2 separate regions of the Homo sapiens genome follow, and region 2 is linked to region 1. The links are chromatin contacts, found by Hi-C in ENCODE. All regions are on one chromosome and are shown on one strand. The core of a region is the stretch at or near the end of the contact, and the rest is flanking DNA. Distances in the headings are between cores, read along the strand shown. Region 1 overlaps USP8 (ubiquitin specific peptidase 8). Region 2 holds the start of LYSMD2 (LysM domain containing 2).

What was found. A loop is a pair of places that touch in the nucleus more often than their neighbours do. Pooled maps may share reads with other maps.
Region 2: a loop to region 1 is called in a pooled map, with 4 times the contacts of the local background. The contact joins the promoter of LYSMD2 here to the enhancer-like site in region 1. A Hi-C loop is called at or near these places in 3 of 37 single-sample maps with no recorded cell type and 3 of 50 pooled maps.

What each region holds. Positions count from the first base shown.
Region 1 is chr15:50,442,921-50,446,255 of GRCh38, forward strand. All of the region lies in intron 3 of USP8 (ubiquitin specific peptidase 8), which reads left to right. Among named protein-coding and RNA genes, the nearest start is that of USP8, 20 kb to the left of the region's middle. RefSeq lists enhancers at 1,917-2,006, 2,127-2,236. Within about 2 kb of position 1,856, at least 4 of the 41 ENCODE cell types and tissues checked have a DNase peak (open chromatin) inside an H3K27ac peak, as active enhancers do.
Region 2 is chr15:51,735,935-51,739,269 of GRCh38, forward strand. LYSMD2 (LysM domain containing 2) reads right to left here and starts at 1,721. Exons shown (of 3, transcript NM_153374.3): 1 at 1,416-1,721. The coding sequence starts at 1,688. RefSeq lists silencers at 1,170-1,379, 1,450-1,589, 1,600-2,039.

The DNA.
Region 1 (3,335 bases), core at 606-3,105:
ACCCTCAATTAATAATGAGATTTTATTTTGTTCTCTGGTGGTAGAATTGGCTTCTATTGTTTAAATTGACTTACTGAAATAACAAAATTTCGTTTGTTCTTTGATGATCTTTTTAAATTTTTTTAATTTATTTACTTTGAGAGAGTCTCGCCCTGTCACCCAGGCTGGAGTGCGGTGGCACATTCTCAGCTCACTGCAACCTCCACCTTTCGGGTTCAAGCGATTCTCCTGCCTCAGCCTCCTGAGTAGGTGGGATTACAGGCTCTTGCCACCATGCCTAGCTAATTTTTTTGTATCTTTAGTAGAGACGGAGTTTCACCATGTTGGCCCAGCTGGTATCGAACTCCTGACCTTGTGATCCGCCCCTCTCGTTCTCCCAAAGTGCTGGGATTACAGGCGTGATCCTGTGAGCCACTGTGCCTGGCCACTTATTTTTATTTTTAGAGGAGTGTGACTTTTGGTTGTTAAGGAATGACTTTAATATTTTACTTAATGGTGATAAATCATTGCTGGTATTTCTTCTCATTAGCAAAGTTATTCTAATAATAGTTACTAGGTTTTTTTTGTTTTTTGTTTTTTTAAAGACGGAGTCTCACTCTGTCGCCCAGACTGGAGTGCGGTAGCTCAATCTCGGCTCACTGCAACCTCTGCCTCCCAGGTTCAAGCGGTTCTCCTGCCTCAGCCTCCCGAGTAGCTGGGACTACAGGTGTGCACCACCACGTCCAGCTAATTTTTGTGTTTTTAGTAGAGATGGGCTTTCACCATATTGGCCAGGCTGGTCTTGAACTCCTGACCTCATGATCCGCCTGCCTCTGCCTTCCAAAGTGCTGGGATTCCAGGCTTGAGCCATCATGCCTGGCCAATTACTAGGTTTTAAATCTGTCTTTGAAGAGGGGGCCCCTTGCATTTGGAGGTTCATTCATCTGTCCACAATGGATGAATTAGTCCTGCCCTGGGAAAAATACTGTTTAATATTTTTGGCCATACTTATCTGCAGGTAAGAGACAGAGGCCTTCCTAAATTCAAACAAGTTTTTGCACGCTCTGTGAAATATGTTAAAGTGGAATTGCTTAAAACGCAGTGTAAGTGGTGCTCACTAAAGTAAATATTTTTGAAAGTCTTAAAATTTGGATAACTTTGGTAGTTTTGTTGTTTGCTGTTTTGTTTGTGTGGTAGGTTTTTTTTTTTTTTTTTTTTTTTAAGGTGACAGTCTTGTTCTGTCACCCAGGCTGGAGCGCGATGGCATGATTTTGGCTCACTGCAACCTCCACCTCCCAAGTTCAAGTGATTCTCCTGCTTCAGCCTCCCGAGTAGCTGGGATTACAGGCACCCGCCACCACGCCTGGCCTAATTTTTGTATTTTTAGTAGAGACAGGGTTTCACCGTGTTGGTCAGGCTGATCTCGAACTCCTGACCCTCGGTGATCCACCTACCTTGGCCTCCCAAAGTGCTGGGATTACAGGCATGAGCCACCATGCCCAACCAGTTTTTTTTTTTTAATGGTCTTGTTTACTTTTTGCTTTATTTTGGAAGTTAATAGTTATTTTTTTTCTATGACAAAATTGGGAATATTTTTGTAGCCGCCTTTTTTTTTCTCTTCTTGAGAAGGTAGTGAGTACATTTAAACAGATGAGATTTTTCCATTTCCAGAGTCTCTATTGCATTTCCAAAGGGAGTATGTAGGCAGAGAAGTCCAGGCTGAGACGCTCCCTGCAAAGGCTCAGGTAACTTAGGCCATTATTTCATATGATTCAGTAGTTCATTTCCTGTTTTTCAGTAAAAGGATCATTTTCATTTGCTCTGTCCAGAGGATCTCATCTGCTTCTGTCTTAGAACTGTTTTTTGTTTGTTCTGAGACAGAATCTCACTTCCGTCACCCAGGTTGGAGTGCGGTGGGCACAGTCATGGTTCACTGCAGCCTCGACTTCCTGGGCTCAGCTGATTCTCTCACCTCAGCCTCCAGAGTAGCTGGGAGTACAGACACGCACCACCACACCTGGCTAATTTTTTAATTTTTAGTGGAAACGAGGTCTTACCCTGTTGCCCAGGTTAGTCTTGAACTCCTGGGCTCAGGTGGTCTGCCTGCCTCGGCCTCCCAAAGTGCTGGGATTACAGGTGTGAGCCACCTTGCCCAGTTGCAGAACTGTTTTCTGTTTTTTGTTATATTTTTCTGTAGCCCAGCCTCTCTAGTGTACTTCAGCTATGTGAGGTGCTAAATTTACTAACAAGATATTTTCTATTTTTTACCCTTTAGATGAGGTAGGGACTGAATGTATGTCATTGAACTTCCTTAGAAACTTGTATTTTCACTCTTATTTTATACTAGAAAATGTTAGAGATTTAGGCTGGGCGCAATGGCTCACCCCTGTAATCCCAGCACTTTGGGAGGCTGAGGCAGGTGGATCACTTGCGGTCAGGAGTTTGAGACCAGCCTGGCCAACATGGTGAAACCCCATCTCTACTAAAAATACAAAAATTAGCAGGGTGTGGTGGTATGCATCTGTAGTTCCAGCTACTCGGGAGGCTGAGGCAGGGGAATCGCTTGAACCTGGGAGGCGGAGGTTGCAGTGAGCCGAGATCGCACCACTGCACTCCAGCCTGGGCGACAGAGCAAGAGTCTGTCTCAAAAAAAAAAAAAAAAAAAAAAAAGCCTGGGCACAGTGGCTCACGCCTGTAGTCCCAGCACTTTGGGAGGCAGAGGCAGGTGGATCACAAGGTCAGGAGTTCAAGACCAGCCTGGCCAACATGGTGAAACCCCATCTCTACTAAAAATACGTAAAAAAAAAATTAGCTAGGTGTGGTGGCAGGCGCCTGTAATCCCAGCTACTTGGAAGGCCGAGGCAGGCGAATTGCTTGAACCTGAGAGGTGGAGGTTGCAGTGAGCTGAGATTGCACCACTGCACTCCAGCCTGGGCAACAGAGCAAGACTCCGTCTCAAAAAAAAAAAAAAAAATTGAGATTTAGATAAAACATTAATTTAGCAAGCTCTCTCAATAGTAGAGAAGGACACTACATTTTATTACTTATCAAAAAGTCATCTTATGAATAATTCTTTCAGGGTTATCTGAAAAAGTGGGGAAAGAAAATGTATTGAAAATATTAGTGTAGCGAATTCTAGATAAAATTAGAATTGTATTTTAAAATTTTTATGGTATTCTTGATAATTCTTCATTGGTAAACCTATTTTTGTTTAGGAAATCATGAAAGTTGTTTGAATTCATATATTCAGGAATCAGGAAAGTTCTGGTAAACCTCAGAAGCAAACATTTTTAGTTATGTAATAATTGGATGTTATCTTTTTCTTCTGTCAATTATCATACTATTGAAATTTTGGA
Region 2 (3,335 bases), core at 471-2,970, 1.3 Mb after region 1:
AGCCAGGATGCTGAGAGAGCTCCTGATAAGACTAAGATAAAAATAAGGATGGATATCAAAAGTAATATCTAGAGGAAAGCAAATGCTTTATCACTGTTAATTCAAGCTGGTCTCAATGAATGATCATACTTGGAAAATATCCTTACCTCTCATCCATCTTCTCATCTGTAAAAAGATTAATTACACCTACCTCCTGGGCTTATTGTGAAAGTTAAATAAGATAAAGATGAAACAAGACAAACGCAATGCCTGCCACACAGGAGGCATTCAGCAGAGGGTAGCTACTGGTATTTCCCAACTTCGCTTTCCTCTGCCTCTGACTCAAACCAGGCCCCATTAAGGCACATAGAGAATTGTAGCTCTATGTTCACATGTATAGAACTCCCAAGAGGGCAGAATGGGGCTCTCCATGGCATGATAGAGTCAATACATGACTGCACAGCAAGGTCCCTTTCAAAATATTTCAAAGATAGAAGGACCTGATAGGTAAACATATACCGGCTTAAATATGCAAAATACATTCTCCTTCATACTGATGCTCCTTCATTCGGTAAAGGGCCAGAAAGAGTTTCACTTTAAGGGAAAGATATAGATAAGATCCTCTTTCTTCCCATTGCTGTCTAAGGTGCTTCAGGAAAGAACACTGAAAACTGATACAGATCCCAAATGTAAAAAGGCCATCACATAGCTCACAGTTAATTATAAGTAATTTTAATGAAACAATTTGTTCCCTCAGGTTTCCATGTTCTTCCCAGAGGTGTAATGCTATACACCCAAGACACACACACTTATAAATTTGTAATAAACGCAGCCCTCCAGCTCACCACAGTTCTTGGCTGCTGCTTAGCGACAGGTGTCACATTCGCGGTTGCCAGTGAGCCCAGAGGGTGTAATTTCACTTCTACATAAAGAAGCATAATCGATAGAACCAGAACCACCCAGTAGGAACAACTGCACCATTCCTGACTCATCACGGAGCTTGTTTTCACAGACAACAAAATTCACCTCAGTTGGGCTTTGCGTAAATATAGAGTAGTGTGATGGGGCCTGCAAATTGGGTGAAGGTGGTTCACGGGGATGCCAAAGCCCTAGTCCTCTTCGGCCTCCCTCACGCGACAGATCTAGTCTGAGCCTGGGCGGGGCACCGGGAACTCGATGCAGCTACCTAGGGAGGGAGCCCTGGCGGTCCGCCCCTCCCGCTGCAGGACCAGCTTTGGCGACCACTGCGGTGGCCAGCAGCGCGCGCTGAGCGAGCCCTGGGAGCCGAGCCGCCCGGGGACGCACGGCCGTCCCTGCGACTCCCCATCCCCCAAACCCCCACCCGCAGTCCCACCCCCACCCCCACCGCACCCCGAGCCGCACCGCCTCCTGCGCGGTAGCTGCCAGCCCGGGCCGCGGCGGCGCGCCCTGCTCACCGTGACACCGTACTTGAGCGCGATGCCCTGCAGCGTGTCGCCCGCGCGGACCCGGTGCTCCACATGGCGCTCGATGACGCCGGCGCCCAGCGGCGCCCGCACGCTGGCGGTGCTGCCGTACGAGCGGGTCTTGGTGCGGGCCAGGCTCAGCGACAGCTCGGCCTCCTCGGACTCGGAGCCGGAGCGCGAGCGCGGCGGCGGCGAGGGGGCCGAGGGCCGCGGCGCGCGGGGGCCGCCTTCCCGCAGGGACAGTGCGGGCGAGGAATCCGCCATGGGTCCTGCCGAGGCCGCCGGGTCGGGGAGCTTGCCAAGGGGGCGGCGCCTCCTCCTCCTCCGCCGCCGCCGCCGCCTCTTCCTCTTCACAGGGGCTGCAGCAGGCCGTTCCGCGGGGGCGGCGGACGGGAAGCCGAGGCGGGGAGCCGCAGGCCGGGCATGGCGGGCGCCTCCTCCTCTGCGTCCTGCCTGCCCCGGGCGCCCGCGGCACACGCACCTGCAAGGTTAAGAGCGAAAGCAGCTCCCGCCGCGGCCTGCCGGTACCGGGAAGACCCTGCAGAGCGAGGGAGCCGGGGAGCGCTGAAGCCCGCGGCCGTTGGGGCTAAGAGAGGGCTATCTGCAGGCGTCCTAGGCCCCAGGTGGACCCCTGCTCCATTGGCGATAGAGCCCTGGCAGAACCCTGCCCTGGCCACGGCGAAAAAAAAAAAAAGCGTTGCTCTGCCTCCTTTATTGATTCCCCAGCAGGAGCCAGCTTGCACAGACCTTCCAGCTCTGCCAATGCCAAGGGTACTTCCCTCCCCCCACCCCAGTGACCTCAAAGTCCACGTCACAGTAAAACTTAAGATCATCAAACACACACAGACAGCTTCTCCAGGTCCATCTCAACAGCCTCAGAGTCCAGTCCTTTCAACATTGCACTAGGAGGGATAGTGCTTCTAAGGCCTAATGGGTGGCCTCAAAATAACCCCCCTAGTTGTTCGGGTTTCACACTTTGTACACTAGTGCCAATTTAAGTCCTGGCTGCCTCGAAAGGCTGGCCACATACAATTCATTCTCCAGGCTCAGTAGTTGGAATTTACTGTCTGCATTCATCTTCTCTTCGTCAGTTTATTCTTTGACACCCTGAAATCGCATCTCCCTGCCCCGTATTGCTATTAATATTATAACCACCAAAGACCTCTTATCTGTACTCTTCATTTGAACACCGTCTACTCTTGAACACCCTTTCAACACACTGTATTATACACAGAGTGGGTACACATTTACTAGCATCTAGTGCCTGGTTTCTGTGTTATTTTGGACAGCTTTCCAAGAAGAGGTACCTTGTAGGAAGGTCCGGAGCCTGGGGGTTTGATTCGTTGGCTGAAGTTTTGGTATGTTGCTGTGCTGGACAGAGGCAAAGCTAATATTGCTCAGGAGAGAAAGGATGGGAGAGGAGCAAGCTTCCACAACACCATCCCACTCAAAACTCCTACAATGGCTCTCTGGGGACAACAGCATTACTAAAAACCTACATTGGCATTCAAGCTATTATTTCTATTTTTATTATTCATGGTCTGACCATACCCCATCTATAACTCATTCTGTATACTCTACATATTCCTGCCAAACAGAGCCTCTGAAACTGGCCTCCTTGTTCCTACTTTCATACCTTGCATGTTATTCCCTCCAATGGTAACACTCTTCCAGTACCCTCTATTACATTGTTTAAATCTTTAAGGTCTGTCTCAAATGATACATCCTCCATGAGATTTTTCCTAATTCTTCCCAATGGTCCCTTTTTCCCACCTGCCCAACTGTTACTGTTTCTTCTTTGAACTCCAAGAGGTTTGTATTAATACCTCTGGTTTAGTATTTAACTCTCTGTGTTTTGTGTTTGTACTTGCATGTACATGCATGAGCTTGTCTTATCTCCTCCAACAAATA